Regions from separate parts of the Homo sapiens genome. Here regions 1 and 2 are each linked to region 3. Evidence: read pairs that join two places in POLR2A ChIA-PET (ENCODE). Cell type or tissue: GM12878. All regions are shown on one strand. Links, peaks and the distances in the headings refer to the core of each region. The heading gives the core; the rest is flanking DNA.

Evidence for each region. ChIA-PET counts read pairs that join two places held together with the same protein. Peaks named below come from ENCODE experiments on the same cell type or tissue, not always from the same donor. Only the 100,000 strongest peaks of a DNase experiment are listed, where the experiment ranks them.
Region 1: POLR2A ChIA-PET joins it to region 3 with 6 read pairs; 5 of 35 experiments call an interaction of 5 or more read pairs at or near these places.
Region 2: POLR2A ChIA-PET joins it to region 3 with 6 read pairs; 1 of 35 experiments calls an interaction of 5 or more read pairs at or near these places.

The regions. Positions count from the first base shown.
Region 1 is chr12:94,328,353-94,334,045 of GRCh38, forward strand. It overlaps CEP83 (centrosomal protein 83), which reads right to left. Exons shown (of 17, transcript NM_016122.3): 13 at 5,130-5,287; 14 at 3,348-3,477. Among named protein-coding and RNA genes, the nearest start is that of CEP83, 130 kb to the right of the region's middle. In GM12878, for the core only: a CTCF peak has its summit at 1,200 (motif pointing right); no DNase peak of the experiment used is centred there.
Region 2 is chr12:92,807,411-92,813,103 of GRCh38, forward strand. EEA1 (early endosome antigen 1) reads right to left here. Exons shown (of 29, transcript NM_003566.4): 16 at 5,570-5,683; 17 at 3,869-4,024; 18 at 1,607-1,746. Among named protein-coding and RNA genes, the nearest start is that of PLEKHG7, 110 kb to the left of the region's middle. In GM12878, for the core only: no CTCF peak of the experiment used is centred there; a DNase peak (open chromatin) is centred at 3,152; H3K27ac peaks cover 1,158 bases.
Region 3 is chr12:94,268,643-94,274,335 of GRCh38, forward strand. All of the region lies in intron 21 of PLXNC1 (plexin C1), which reads left to right. It also overlaps a transcript of CEP83 not described here. Among named protein-coding and RNA genes, the nearest start is that of PLXNC1-AS1, 95 kb to the left of the region's middle. In GM12878, for the core only: no CTCF peak of the experiment used is centred there; a DNase peak (open chromatin) is centred at 2,941; H3K27ac peaks cover 760 bases.

The DNA of each region.
Region 1 (5,693 bases), core at 814-4,813, 60 kb after region 3:
GACTACTTAAAAACAGCAGAAATGACAATCTCTGTGCTCAGGAGCTTGGAGCTCTGAGTAAACACAGACGGCAGCGAGCCATCTTACCCAGCCTCAGGGAAAAAAGAACTTTTCACAGGAAAGCAACTCCAAAGGATTATTTCTGCACTGGGTTCATAATTTGTGACTTTTGTTACATCTTACGGCAAAAAATGCTATGACTTTTGGCATTAAAGAATCTAAGAAGTCTGTTGCACTCTTATGAATTATATTTATGTAATCTGATAGCCAAAATGGTCAAATAGAAGCATTATCTTTAACTTGAATGGGAAAAGGGTATGAGTTAAATTAATTTACAGTGATTATTCTGACATAAGAAACGACTCATATGGACCATAGCTATATTAAGCGAAAAGTTGTAAAGTATTTGGAATCAAGGAAAGTAGGAAATTAAAGCCTAACAGCGCAGTGGAAAGAGCACCAGACTGAGAACAGAAACATGTAGATTTTAGTCAACTTTTGATTCTTACTAGTTAAGTAATCTTGGGTACCTCCTACTTTAGGTTGCTAACTTGTAAAAGCTATTTGAATGCTAAGATCCCTTCCAGTCCTAAAATTATACATACTTATATACTTTTTAATTGTATTTCTAAGTTACACATGATGTTTTTCTATTTTAATTGATGTAAACTTGTAAGCTCCTAGGGCAGTGTCCCACATAGTAGGACAATTCTAGGTCATAATCATTCACTGAATTGACCTTAACAATTTCACTATGACTTAAATCACAATCCATAGATCACATTTTAAAAAGTAAAATGACTATCTACTATCTTCACACTCATCATCTGGTAGACATTTCAGTAGAAAAAAAAATTCATCCTGTCACAATACTAATGAAATGTTACTTTGTAGTGTTTTGGGGTTTTTTTGTTTAATTATTATTTTTTTTTGAGATAGGGTCTTGCTGTGTCATCCAGGCTGGAGGGCAGTGGTGCCATCACAGCTCTTTGCAATCTTGAACTCCTGGGCTCAAGCAATCCTCCCACCTCAGCCTTCCAAGTAGCTGGGACTACAAGCATGTGCCACCATGCACAGTTTTTTCATGTTTTATAGAGATGGGGTCTGGCTATATTTTGTAGATTTTTAAAAATATAACCTCCTCCACTCCTTCTGGTATACTTATGATTAGCTGATAATCTCACCACTGGGTGTCACTTTTGCTTCAAAAGAATTCAACCCAAACTAACCTTAATAATTAGAATTTGATCTGTAAGATACTTATTCCTAAAGCCTCAAAATTTAGCTCTTAAAATTTCTTGCTGTAACACGGCTTCAGATGTTTCTAGGCTTCAAACACAGTGCAAACAAAAATCAGTAGGATTTCTGAGTTCATAGGTCATAAAACAATCCTCTGAAATCCCATTAATATTCATACACTTTTCAGTACCTACATCGACAGAAAGGAAGAAAAGTGACATATACAGAAAAACAAACAAGTGTGCATATTTGGGTATAAAACACTGGGATCCCTATATAATAAATGCTGTTTTTCCAATAATACTACTTCTAGCATTATGAGAAGATAAAAGTAATATTCAGAGACCAAGAAAGTAGAGAAGGAATGACTTTTAGACTACTCATGTTGTCACTCCAACCATCAGCAACATTTGGCAGTGATATCCAATTACATAAAAAGGGGTCTAGGAACTGCTGTGTGGTTTTCAAATTCAGAATAACTGAACGATCTACAGTTATTTTCTCTTATCCAAATATAAACAGTTAACCTTTCCAATAAACAGATATTAAGATAATGGTTCCTGCACCTAGAAGCATTTTCCTCTCACCTCAGATCTTCTCTCCTCTCCACAACAAATGCTACTATTAGGGGAATTTATCAAATGAAGACAACTCAAATCATTTGTGGGACTTTACATATAACACGCACACACACACACACACACTTTATCATGTCCCTCCTCTTCCTCTAATCCTGTTGAAAAGATTACCATGTCCTTCCCCTCCCTTAATCACCACCATAAGTCATGGTTACTAATGGGACCTGTTATATTATTCTTGGGTTTGCTGAAATAGAAAAAAGTTGTAAGTCACTGATTTAGAAGATCCATCTAGATACATTATTTCCATGATGCCCTGGATTGTTTCCAAGAAAACAAAGTTAGGTTCTGGAGAAAAGTATGCCTGCAAAGGTAAAACTTAAAAAGGATCACAATGCTGTGGGAACTCCTGTGGCAGTTTCAGAAACCAAGGGAGTCCCATTTCCTCCTGCTGGAGCAAAGAAATACTTGCTCTTGTATTTCTGAATTGGAAACAAAAAAGCCTTTTAACCACAAAAGCAATAAAACAGATATTAGGTATAAATGAAACAAGCTTAATCACACTATAATTTAACTGGAGAATGTGTTAAATATGACTTCCATGGGATGGCCTGGAAACTATCACTCTGAAAAACACCTTCTGTATGGAAAAATGCATGTCAGCTCAAAACAACTGACTTACATACAAAATTTAGAAACAAACCTGCTGGACAGTTTGGATTTTCCCAATTTATTTCTGCAAGGTTGACAGCAAAATGTCATGCTTATATATCAAATTAAACATATCACTAAAATCTCAGATTCAACTATATACTTTATTCTCCTATAAGAGTTTATTAGGATGGACGCGGTAGCTCACACCTCTTAATCCCAGCACTTTGGGAGGCTGAGGTGGGAGGATCACTTGAGGTCAGGAGTTTGAGACCAGTCTGGCAAACATGGGAAACCCTGTCTCTACTAAAAATACAAAAATTAGTCGGGTGTGGTGGCATGTGCCTATAATTCCAGCTACTCGAAAGGCTGAGGTATGAGAATCGCTTGAACCCAGGGGATGGAGGTTGCAGTGAGCCAAGATTGCACCACTGCAATCCAACCTGGGTGATGGGAGTCAGACTCTCAGAAAAAAAAAAAAAAAAAAAAAAAAAAAGATTTAATTATATTTTACTCCATAGAAATCACCTTTTTTCCTTTTTTTTTTTTTTTTTTTTTTTTTTTGCGACAGAGTCTTGCTCTGTCACCCAGGCTGGAGTGCAGTGGCACGATCTCGGCTCACTATAAGCTCTGCCTCCCGGGTTCATGCCATTCTCCTGTCTCAGCCTCCCGAGTAGCTGGGGCTACAGGCGCCCGCCACTATGCCTGGCTAATTTTTTTGTATTTTTTCAGTAGAGATGGGGTTTCACTGTGTTAGCCAGGATGGTCTCAATGATCTCCTGACCTCGTGATCCACCTGCCTCCGCCTCCCAAAGTGCTGGGATTACAGGTGTGAGCCACCATGCCTGGCCAGAGATCACTTTAATAAGAACCACTTGCCTTTTTCTGGGCAATTGCAGCTCGCTGCAGTTTCTCCTTAGCTTGATTGTACTTTTCTTCTCTGTCTGTGATACGCTCATGAAGCTTATGCTTTTCTTCCAACCACTGTATCTGTTTCTCTTCCAATGTCCTGTCAGAAGAATGTATGTAAAACATGGAAGTTAAATAAGTTCTTAGGATTAAATAGATATTATCACAAGTATAAGCAAACTCACTACCTGTCTGACCACATTCTTAATTATCCAACTGCAGGCCCTCCTGTATGGCCACTTGTTTGGAAATCCCACCATTACTGAGCACTTCCTATGAATAAGGCACTGGACTTAGAAAACTATGTGTTCTTTACAAAAATCCTGAGTTAGGTATTTCTGTCACCTTTATACTTCTGTCCATTTTATAAATGAGGAAACTGAGGATTAGAGCAGTTAACGAACTTAAGGGCTCACATCTAGTTAATGGCAAGACAAACACTTGATAACCAGATGTGAAGTATAATAACCATCAAACTACAAATATCTGTCCTCATAAATTTGGTTTAAGAAAATCAAGCCTGGTATCAAATCTTAATGCAGTATGTCTTCTGACTAGAGTAAAATGCATATAAATGATATCTTAAAATAACATCATAACAACTTATATTTTTAAAGCTATTCTGCATACTTTATATGATTTTTTTAGTATTCTTACTATAGGCAGTACTAATGAAAATAACAAACCCTGAGAAGTTAGATTACTTGCCTAAGGTCATACAAGATTTTAAGTATCTTAGCTGGAACTAAAATCACATTCCATTGACCCTTAGTTCAGCTATTTTCTTCTATGAAATTCTATGAATATTATTTAGAAACCAATGATTAATTACTTAAATTTGCTAGCTATACTGTCATTAGAATTATTAAGCTCATTTCAATCAAACACTTGAGAAATCCAAGCACATGTTTCTGTTTTTTACAAAATAAAAGAAAAATAAGTTGGATCAACTGAAATGTCACATGCTATGGACATTTATCTTGCTTACTTCCTTTTCTTGAAATTCAACCCCATATAAAAAAGCATGGACAAACCTTTGAATATGTAATAATAGAAAAACTGAAGAAATACAGTTTTATGTGGCATGGTGGCCTTCAGAAGAAGAAATTTGAAAAGAATAATGTTTTGTAGATTAAAATAAAAACTTACTTACAAGGCCAACATGTTATAAAGACAAAGCAAATACAAAATAGTACAGTGTTCTACCACATCTAAACAAATTTTTCCAGAGGATATAAGATCTTGAACATCACCACAATCATTTTATCCCTACCAGTTTTACTCCATACTGTCTACTAGTAACAAATTTTAAGACCAAAAAAAAAAAAAAAAAAAACAAATAAATTAGCTTTTCAAAGAAAATCCAAGATAGTTCTAATTCAAGGAATTAAGTTTTGCACATCAAAAACAAAACAAAAAACCCATTCTGTTCTCTGGCATTCAGAAGAATAGATTTTTGAAGAAATGTTTTGGTTTAATCAATGAATAAAAAAAGTTTTCTTTGAGGTTTTTCAGAATACTATACTGTCAGAATTTTAATGTCTTAATTTTTTTAAAAACAATTCAAGAGTCAGTATAGTTCATTCTATAAAAACATAAAGTACATTATTACCTCAGTAGACCATTGTACACTATTAAAGTGTATTTGTAACTAGTTTCTAAAATATAATCAACATTGGAATCATTACTAAAATAAGTACATGTTATATAGAAAAAAGAAAAAATAGTTTGTACATAAAGAGCAAACTCTACTTTTCAGCTTCTAGTTGCGCTTTTTCAGCTTGGCTTCTAAAATTTCGGCATTCTTGTTTTAATCTCTCCACCATTTCCTTCAGCATTTGGTTTGAATTCAGCAAGTCATTCTCTGACTGTGCAAGTGAAGTCACTTGGATCTGCAAACTACTGATTTGCTTAAAAGAGAAGAAAGAAGATAAATTAAAGCCCACTAAATAAATGCGGTAAGGTATGAGAGAAGCAGAAGATACTAAGCATCTCCCTTTGCAAATGCTCCCTCAAGCTGGTGTGTCCTTGGAGATGACCCCTAAAGGAAATAACAAATAGCAGCACCCAGGAGCATTTCTTATTATAATCAGAGACTATCAAGAACTATATTCCTCAGTCACTGAGTCCCCTCCCTCTTCTTTCCAAAATATGCAGGCCAGGAGAGGTATTGGGAATGGAGAGAAGGGTTATCAGGGGGATTAGCAGTGAGATGAGAAAAGGGAATCCAGTGATTAGAGTGAGTCTCCTACCACTCTAGCCTTCTCCTCACCTCCTAGGAAAAAAAACTGATTTTAAAAGCAAGTCAGCTGGGAA
Region 2 (5,693 bases), core at 677-4,676, 1.5 Mb before region 3:
TTACATTCACAATGTTACTGGATGTCCCAGCCAGCAAGAAAAAAGATATAAAAGGCCTATAGGTTGGAAAGGAAGAAGTAAATTTGTCTCTATTCACAGATAACATGAATGTCTAGTTAGAAAACATCAAGAACTCTACAAACAACAACTAAAACTAAAAAGTAAATTGAGCAAGGTTATAGGCAGAAAAGTCAATATATATTTAAAAATTCTATTTTTATACTAGTCATAAGTGGAAAATTAAATTTAAAAAACAATTACATTTACAATAGCATTAAAAAAATATTCAGGAATAAATTTAACAAAAGATGTACAAGATGTCTATGTTAAAAACCATAAAATACTGCTCAGAGAAATTAAAGAAGGCCCAAGTAGATAAAGAGACATATGTTTGTGTATTAGAAGACTCAATGTTGTTAAGATGTCATTTCTCCCCAAATTGATTTATAGTTTCAAGGGAATTCTAATCAAAATACAACAGTTTTATTTGTAGACATGTACAAGTTAATACAAAAATGTGTATGGAAAAGCAATGAACTTACAAGAGTCAAGACAATCTTGAAAAATAATAAAGGTGAAGGATTAATATCTAATATCATAAAGCTACATTAAAAATATACCATTTTATGGTATATTAAAAATATCTTCTGGTTTCTTTTGTGTGTTATGCCACACCAACTTAGCTACATTTATGACTTTCAATATCATAATTATGATATTAGATACTATGATATTAGGTACCAATACCATGATACTGGTGTCAGGATACCATATAGACACATAGACTGTGGTTGTCTACAGGAAAAGGATAAGGAAGGTATTGACTAGAAGGGCAAGTGAGAAAACTCCTGGAGTGATGACAATGTCCTATATGGTGCTGTGGCTAGATCCACAGATACACAGAATATACACTGATTAAAACTCAAAGTACATATGTAAAATCTGTGCATTTAACTATGTGTGAATTTCGCATCAATAAGAAAAACAAGAAGGCACACTGGTTTTTGTGTTTCCTTTGTCTTCATAAACATAGACAATCTGCCAAAATGCATCACAAAGCTGAGGTTATTTTTTTTTTTTTTTTCTTTTTGAGATAGAGTATCACTTTGTCGCCCAGGCTGGAGTGCAGTGGTGTGACAGCCTCGACCTCCCAAGCTCAAGCAATCTTGCTATGCTACCCAGGCTGAGAAGATCACTTCTTATAAGAAAGAATCCATTCCCTATTTGGTATAGCTAGAAGGCTAACTACTTTTGGGTAACACATAAATATCCCCGAATTTTTTAATTTTACAGTAATTTATTCAAATTTGTGAACAACATAAAACAAGGTTTATGCCAGAGAAATGAGCACCATATCATTGTTGAAAAGAAACTGGATGACCCAAATTTTATAAAACTAAGTTTTCAGTCCTTTCTAGAGAAGTTTAACCCTATTATGATGGCTTTATTTTTTCATTCACATTAACATCAGTTTATAAAATCAACACAAAATAAATATCTAATAAGTCTTTAAGCACTACGATAGCAAAATTTAAATCTGAAGGAAATTTTAATACTTAGTTCACAATCTTTTCCCTTAATTTGTAAGTAAAGTGGTTTAGCTTACATTTCCTTCTCCATTTCAAGTTGTTTACTCAATTCTGTGGCTCTGAGCTCTAAATCTGTGTTCAGCTGTCTTTGCTGTTGTAGATCTTGCAAAGCCTGCTCCTTGCTTGCTTTAACTTCAAGACTATCAGCTTCTAGTTTCTATGAAAGAAATATGATATGGCAGCCATTTTAATATTAGTAATTATCAATCTATTATTAAATACTATAACATTTTTGTTTATATTCAAACAGGTGTGACATACAAAAAAAAATTTATTATAATAAAAAACATATTCTGAAACCATTACTAAGGGTGTTATTTATTTTAAAATCTTTCAGAAGACCCAGCAGAAAGCTTTATACATGATAGACTGCCACTAAGTGTTGGTGTTTAAAATTAATTCTGGGCTGGGCGCGGTGGCTCACACCTGTAATCCCAGCACCTTGGGAGGCAGAGGCAGGCAGATCACTTGAGGTCAGAAGTTCGAGACCAGCCTGGCCAACATGGTGAAACCTTATCTCTACTAAAAAAAAAAAAAAAAAAAAAATTAGCCAGGCGTGGTGGCCGGTGCCTGAAGTCCCAGCTACTCAAGACGCCGAGGCAGGAGAACGGCTTGAACCTGGGAGGCAGAGGTTGCAGCGAGCTGAGATCGCACCACTACACTCCAGCCTGGGCAACAGAATGAGACTCCATCTCAAAAAAAAAAAAAATTAATTCTGAATGAAACAATCAACTTAAAAGAAACATAGAAACATAAATAGTTATTATCTCAGTAAAAGTTATTAACTCAAGTATGAAAAAATAAGTTAACAGGTTCACTGATCTACTCACTTAAAACATATTATCTTTTATAGTCACAGTTAAAAACACTGATGTAATTATAAGATATTTAAAACTAAAATGAAGTTCTCACGTACTCCTTCTCATTAACACCTATTGATCCTAAATATAAAGCCAATTAAGTTCCTGATTTTGCTTCTTTAATCTCTTGGACTAGATGACATTGTTGTTCTTCAGAATATAGTTTGCATCTCACATGTATACATGTAATTATGTGTGTATTTTTACAAACTTACAAAATCAAACTGTTGAATATAAGTTTGAAAAGCTTTACACAATGCATTTCCTTGCAGTGGTAGTGATTTTGCACACTAAATATTTTATAAACTGATTGGTATCTGTAGCCCTTACCATTGACCTACACTGAAAATATTCATTAAATAAAAGATATTTGATGTAGCTAAATTAATTATACATGTCTATATAAAAAATATGATACTCCCTAAAATGATAATTACAAAGTGTTAGAGCTGATAATCACAATAAAAACTCAGTTCTAAATAACCACTATTTTTAATAGGTACCCAAAAAGAATTCTCATTAGACACTTTTCAGTAAAATAATACTTCTGTTATTTTTAACCATGCCTAAAGTACCTTGCCTTTGCTATTATCGTTTGTCATAAAGAAAAAGGAACCTATAAACAGAATTGTAAATGTAATTATTCCCCCATACTATATTGGTATGTATGTACATATATTCATTTCATGACTCTAAACTTATACACACACGCTTCACCGGGTTGAGGAAGTATAAGTTACATATATAGTAACTTGAGAAGTTTTTGTTTAACTGATAGTAGCTCAATTTTTAAAAATTTTTTTTTTTTTTATTTTTAGCCAAAGGCAGTTAAGCAGCAAGCGGTTCTAATTTGAAGGACACAAAAACTCAGGTCAAATCCTTCTGAGATGTCTAATCATCTTATCTCTTCAGTAAATCAACACATTCATATGGAGTTGTGTTAAAGTAAGATACAGTTTATCATAGTCTCAATGTGTTTTTAAATTAGAAGCAAAATCCAAAGGGTATAAAGTTCTAAAAAGGAAAAGTCTACCATATCTGAAATGTGATATTGGAGTAAGTTGGTAAGAGATGGAAGAATGAAGGAACAGAAGAGACTTCACAACAAAAAATTGAGAAGTTCCTTGTAATGGTAGAGTAGATACCTGGTTATCTGTCTTTGGAAAAAGTAACACATTACAATGGAATCAGTATGTAAGTTGACTGTCATTTATAAAAGATGCTCATTAAGGGAGACATTAAAAATAAAGATAGAATTCAAACTTAAGACATGAAAAATTACAAGCAATTTTTTAAAAATTTTATACCACAACTTCACCTTTCTTTGTTAACTAAAAATCTTTGATTCCATGTAGGTCATGAGATTCCATTGCTACTGAAGTAGAAAATATGACTAAATTCAACTTCTTTTATACAAACCTTAATTTGACCTTCTAGCTCTTCGGTTTTCTGTTCTAAAGAGAGGTATTTCTCTTTATATTCTTTAAGATGACTTTCCAGCTGACTGCAATGTTCTTGCTTGTCTTGTAACTTTGCAGTGACCTGATCCAACTGAGTAGTAATCTTATTTAACTCCTTTAGAAAAGTACAATTGAAGAAAACTTTGGTAAGGTTTACTATATTGTAGTGGCCAAATGTTCAACGTAAAATTGAAAACTCTAATTTTATTTAAAAAAATATTTGGAGTAAGAGCTCAGATAAATCTAATGATATATCAGAGGCTATACTTACCTACCAATATAAACGACATGAACTAAATTCTTGCATAGTCTGAGATCCTAAGTTTATATGTATAACAGTTTAATAACTTTTCAATGTTTATCTAGGAAGAATTATTTTAGGAGCCAAATATTAGCCAGGCTAATAATAAAATAACACTTTTATATTATAATTAAATATTTTCAATGTTCAAGACACCAATTTTTAAAACTATTTTTTAAAAATATTACAGTGTTTACATTTATGATGCTTTTCAATTCATTTGGAATATCCAGTTGCACAAAAAAAAAAAAATAAAATAAAAATTACTAGTAAATCTACTATGTACCAAAAGTAGGACACATACCAAATTTAACAGCAAACATTCCATTCAAATGGGCTTTTCATAAAGGGTAAATATAGAAAACTGTTTTGTTCTGTTTTTTAACTTGATATACTTCTGTATTGTTTTTTAAAAAATGGACCAATAAAGCCAGGTGCGGTGGCTCACACCTATAATCCCAGCACTTTGGGAGGCCAAGGTGGGTGAATCACCTGAAGTCGGAGTTTGAGACCAGCCTGACCAACATGGTGAAACCCTGTCTCTACTAAAAATACAAAATTAGCCAGGCACGGTGGCACATGCTTGTAATCCCAGCTACTTGGGAGGCTGAGGCAGGAGAATTGCTTGAACCCGGCAGGTGGAGGTTTCAGTGAGCCAAGATTACACCATTGCGCTCCAACCTGGGTAACAAGAGCAAAAAACTCCATCTAAAAAAAAAAAAGACCAATAACTAATATTACTCCCTGAATAACAAGTAAATTTTAAAAATTTCTACCAGTAAAAGCTAAGAAAAATCTACCAGCAACATTCACCGTGACCCTAAAGTAGGATGCTTCTATTCTACCAGAGTATCGCTTCTGTATTCCCTCCAGCTCCTCACTTCCTCCTATTACCAAGAAAGGAGTAACTCTTATAACTGAGGTAGAATATACAGTGTTCTTTTCCTGTTTCCAAGTGGCAAGTACATTTGGGTCATGGTCCAGTCTACCTACTAAAAACAAATGTGGTGGTCTGCCCCATCCAATCACCAACACTTGAAGGGATGGGGCAACAATTCAAAAGTTAGGAGGAAACATTACTGCTCTACACCAAGGTCTAGGCTAGGGGAGAAGGACAATATCAGGAAACCAACCACACCTGCACACTAGTAGAAATTTATCAAAAACAAAGCTGTTATTTTTATCTCCATCTATGTGACCCCCACTTTTACTACTCAACTGGAACTCATGGAGAAATTAAGGGGGATAAGCAAGTCTATCACAAGATTATACAAAACTGGGTATCATCTTTACATGTTTGCAATTTATTTATCTACCAAAGCACTAGGTGATAGTATGAAATTGCATCTGTTTCCCTACCTGCTGTTTATCTTGTAATGCATTTTGAGCTGTGTCCAAATGATTCTGAAGATCAGCTCTTTGAGCAGTTTTTGCTGCTTCTGCTGATAGTAATAGTTCGGTTTTGGCTTTAATCTGTAACAGC
Region 3 (5,693 bases), core at 793-4,792:
GGAGTGCAGTGGCGCAGTCTTGGCTCACTGCAACCTCCGCCTCTGGGGTTCAAGCGATTCTCCTGCCTCAGCCTCCCAAATACCTGGGATTATAGGCACCTGCCATCATGCCAGGCTAATGCTTGTATTTTTAGTAGAAACGGGTTTTCGCCGTGTTGGCTAGCCTGGTCTTGAACTCCTGGCCTCAAGTGATCCACCTGCCTTGTCCTCCCGAAGTGCTGGGATTACAGGTGTGAGCAACTGCATCCGGCCGATAATAAGACCTATTGCTCTGCTGGGTTTTTTTCCCCTTTGCAAAATTTTGAACATGTTTGATTTTGTTGATGGAGTATCTCAGACTCACTCAGCTTACGTTTTGTCAAGAGTGGAACTTTGGAGGAGTTAGTGAAAGTTTGAGGATTTCACATGGGAGAAGGGACATTTGCTTCACTTTCAGGAAGAGATGAGAAAAACCAATAACTCGTAGCAAGCGTGCTGAATTAGCAAGAGAAGGTTGACTTGTAATCAAAGTTAAGTGTGAAATGGTTTTTTGAACTCTTAGAAAACGAGCTTGCCAATCTGCTGTATCTGAGAGAGAGCATCTTGGCACCCTGGAAAACTGTTCCGACAAAAATATTATTGCCTTCATTCTCCTATCTATAAGAAAGTTTTCAAGATTATTAGAAATTCTTGAAAAAGCACAAGTACATGCCTGCAGAAATATTAATGCCTCCAATTTGATTTATTGAAGGTTTATGCCAGCCTACCCCAGTCTGTCTCTTTCTCTAGCAGTTACCATTTTGGGACAATTACGTTTAATAAAATATCTCATATACAACAGAGCCCTAGGTGTCTCCACCAGGAGTTTCTTACTAGTATACTTCCTTTAACAGTGCTCTGCCTACCAGTGCTGGCTGCTTCTGTTCCATTTAGTTTGTCCTTGCAGAAGATCCATTAGCCCCGTAATTAAACAACCCACTGTCCCGATTAAGTCATTCTCTGTTACTTCAATTACATTCCATTGTTCATTAAATCCTGATGTTTGCACTTCAGCAATCTTGTTTTTAATACTCCTACCATTTGTGGAGAAACAGTGAAGTTAATTAACAATTCTTGAGCTTTTTATTTTTCTCTCTACCATAGTGCAAATCATTTCCATTATGACTTGCAATAGTACTGAAACCATTACTAACTTCATAGTTAGTGTTCTGAGCTTCCTGATCAAAGAGTGAAACCACTTTTTACAATCATTTTAGGTAAGTCATTCCCTCGTTGATGGCAAGTCATGGAAAATGAAAAATTAACATGTAATGGGTGCTTTAAATGACTTTCCTCTTCATACACTTTCTTCTCATGCCTGTAATCTTGGAATTAGAAAATAATTTAGTTATCTAAATATAAAAGTATTTACTTTTTTTCTTTATAGCTCAAATGTGACTCTATTATGTTATTGTTAGGATCATTATTTATATTTGTACCCCTCAGAGAATGGTAAATTTTATCACAAGTCATGGCGGAGATAGAAAGCATTTTCCAGATTTGTCTTGTTGCTATTGTCAAAGTTAGCATTCCATTTGAAGGTACTGTTATCTAGAGCAGGGACCAGCAAACAACAGCCTGTGGGCCAAATGTGGCCCCTCTGCCTATTTTTATAAAGTTCTATTGGAACACCTGTTCATTTCCTTATTGTCTATAGCTGCTTTCCTGCTACAGTGCAGAGTGGAGTAGTTGTCACAGAGATCATATGAGTTTTAAGTCTTAAATACTTTCTGGCCCTTTGCAGAAAGTTTGTTGGCCTTTAATCTAGAGCTTGACATAGTAGAGAATAGGAACCAGAATCCTCCCTCCCACAAACCCACAAACAGGTTGGCCTCTTTCCTCCCCTTCTGGGACACAGCAATGGAAATGCCTTGCCACTATTTACAAGTCTGAAACTCATGGGGCTCTTTGCCAACACACAACACCCACCCCCACCCCCAACCCTGCACCCGCAAATACTGTGAATACTAAAATCAGTTATCTTGGGCTAAATCAGACAGCTCTTCATACTTGATTCTAGGATGGACAAAACGTTAGCAAATGCTAGCAAGTATAGAAAAATTGGTGAGAGAAACCTAAATTTGAGAAAATTATCTCCATTACTTTTTTTTTTTTTTAAATGGAAAAAGGCTCTCGTTACCCTGTCCTCCACCCCTTACTCTTCTGTTAGAGTAGCAGATCCCTTGATCCAGGAAGCTGTGATTTATGGATCTTTGTGGGGAAAGGAAAAGGGGAGCAGAGTGAAGAGGGGAGGCTGGATGGGCAAGCGCAGCTCAAAGGGGAACGTCAGGCAGAATGTCCCAGGGCTGCTGACTCTGGCTTGGAAAGAAGCTTAGATCAGAAGTTTCCCTCAGACTTGCACTTCTAACTGGCCTCATGCTGCTTCTACGGAACTTCTGAAACTGAATTTTCTTTCTTGTTTCTTCTCTCTTTAATTCAGGTTGGTATAAGAACTAGGCTTTTCTCTTGACTTTCATTCGGCCCTGAAATAAAATTAGAAATATATTTTATAGGTTTTATTTAATGAAAGCAATTATTGCTCCAAGGCCTTTTATGATAAAGTTGCCAGTTTGTAATAAATTATCTTACAGTTACTTTCTAGGCATTATAAGGTATCACAGAAAGGAGGCAGCAACGTTCCTGCTTTTATTAGCCAAGAATATGGTTGAGGAGACAGTGAGGTAGCCAGATCATCTTCCCATGTGGGAAAAGACCTGTTCCCCTGCCCTTGATTCATCCTGCCAGCCCCCTGCAGCCTTATCCTCTCTGCCTCCTCAATACCCAAAACCACCAAATCATGTGACGGGACGATGGGTAAAACCGGTAGTGAAAGGGGAATGCAGTTACATGTTCCCAGGCCGTGTGCAGAAGAGGTGGGGTTTGGAGTCTGATAGTCTTGGGTTTGAATCTGGGCTCAGCCACTTTACTCTGGGCAAGTCTCTCAACCTCTCAAAACCTGTTTCCTCTTCTGTAAACAGGCAATGACCAAAACCTGCCCTCGCATATTTGTGGTGAGGTCAGAAAATAATACATGTACCACGTCTAGCCATCTTTCCTGGTGTGAAGTAGGTGCTCATTCTTTTTTGATTCAGTTTTCCTTGTCTGAGGTGTGCTTTTCTCTTGTCTCCTGTAAGCTTCACTAAGCAGAAAGTGTCCCGTCAGTATTCTTTTTGGTTGGTTATTTATTGATGATGTGGGATGTGGGGGAGTTGATTAGCTGATTCCATCATCATGAAAAGCATTTCTTGGGTGCCTGTGTGCTTATGTTCTTGTTAAAAATGTTACATATGACCGCTGTGATGGGGTGTTTACAACCTGTGGCAGACAGTATCCCATTGGGCAGATGTGAACAGGAGACGACCGTGATAACCTGTGAGAGGCTGATGGCTGACATGCTACAAAGGGGCCAGGCCTTTCCAGCCTGGCCCTCTTCCCGGGCCTTCTGGACCATACATTTTCCAATAGTCTTTTCTTTCTCATAACCCTCCTTGGTAATAGGCATCATTCCCAAATCAATCAGGATGCAGTTCAGTTGTACAGAACAGAGACCCAAGATGTCTGTGGCTTCAGCAACAGAGAAGCTGAGTTCTCTCCCTGGTGGCATTCTGGGTGGGCAGTGCAGGGCTGGTAGAGCAGCTGCTCCTCTCTTGTCCTCATATTCTAAGTGTCTGCTCACCCCAGCCTCATTCCCCATCCCAGCCAGCAGGATGTAAGCAGGGCTGTAGAAAGGAGGGCAGATGGTCACCAGCCATCTTTTAAGGAAGTGCCACATAACATATCCACTTAATGTCATCGGCCAGGACTTAGTCATAACCAGAACATGTCCTGACTCTGAGCTGCGAAGCCAAGAGGCCAGCTCTGGGTCACCATCTCCCAGTGCCTCCTGGCCCTGCCATCCTAGTCACAAGATGGCTGCCACCGCTCCAAGCACTACTCTCCCTTTTGTTCGGATCGAAGACTTCCCACTGGGCATGGTGGCTCACACCTGTAATCCCAGCACTTTGGAGGCCAAGGTGGGAGGATCATTTGAGCCCACTGAATCTGGAGCATACTGGCCACACCTGGCAGCAGCAGAGGCTGGGAAATGTCACCTTTATTCTGGGTGAACAGAAGCTCTGTAAAAATGTCCTTGGGTGGCACCGGAGGCACAGGGTGCTCCAGATTCAGTGGGTTCTGTGGGGTTCAATATCAAGCTGGGGTGAGGAGGTCAAGCCTCCTCTACCAGATCGCCTATGTCCAGCCTGTCTCCTGGGAGGGCATTCATTGAGGCCTTCAAGCAGAGGGGAACTGCCCTTGGGAGGCTCATCACCTTGGCTGGCCTCTTCGCTTCGCAGCCCAGAGTCAGGACACGTCCTAGTTATGACTCCCACCGGCTCCATGATTTTGGACATGCTTCTAAATCTCTCTGGTCTCGGTTTCCTCATCCATTAAATGAGGCTAATAATGGCACCTACTTCATAGAGCAGTTGTGAGGATTGAATGAACCTATAATTGCATTCCCAGTACGTGATAAGCACTCAATAAATGCTGGTCCTTATTATTACAAATCTAGAACCATATTCTTTTCTTTACCATATTTTTTTCCTATGAATAGTACAGGGACTCTCTTTCAGGTGGCAGGAGGTGGTTTTGGGAGGCAGGCCTGGGCTACAAGTCCTCCACCCATACTTCCACCCAAAGAAGGTGGGATTTTTTTCTGTAGACTTCCTGACCTGATAGCCTGAGTGAGTGATTGAAGCTTCCTGCTCACCAGTCTAATTAGAGACTGGAAGCCAAGTGTCTCCATGGTCTAGGGGCCTCCCTCATGAACTACAGCTCTTTGCGACCCAATTCAAATGCTGCCTCCTCCATGCAGCCTTCCTTGATTTCTCTGTTTGAAAACCCCCTGCCGACCTAAAAGAGGTACCTCTCTAAATCCCTAAAATGCTCCGTCTGTACCTCCCACATTCTACCTGGCATTAGAATGTGTTGTATATGCCCCACAGTTCTTCTACTAGTCTGCTAGTACTTCCCAAGCAGGATGAGTACAGGTTCTGATTTGTATCACCTACAGTGCCCTGCACACAATAGGTGCAAAGTAAATGGTCATCAATAGACGAATCTACCTCAGCATCCACAAAATGAGCTCTGGCAGTTTGGCACATGCAGCTATAAGTAAGAGAAAATTGAACTAAGGATGCCTGAAATAGTAAGAGCATGACTTGCCTCTTAGAGCAGAAAGTCTGGAGGGAAGGAGCTCCAAGCCGGTCCCTACATTCCGTGGTGTCAGAGCTCTGCGTCACCATCTCCCAGTACCTCCTGGCCCTGCCATCCTAGTCACAAGATGGCTGCCACCGCTCCAAGCGCTACTCCCCCTTTTGTTTGGATAGAAGACTTCCAACAGGGTGTGGTGGCTCACACCTGTAATCCCAGCACTTTGGGAAGCCAAGGTGGGAGGATCACTTGAGCTCAGGAGTTCAAGACTAGCCTGGGCAACACAGCAAGACCCTGTCTCTAAAAAAAAAAAAAAAAAAAAAAAAAAAAAAAATTTAGCCAAGCATGGCAGTGTGCACCTGTAGTCTCTGCTATGTGGGAGGCTGAGGTGGGAGGATTGCCTGAGCCTGGGAGGTCGAGGCTGCAGTAAGCCATGATCACTGCACTTCAGCCTGGGCAACAGAGTGAGACCCTGTCTATTA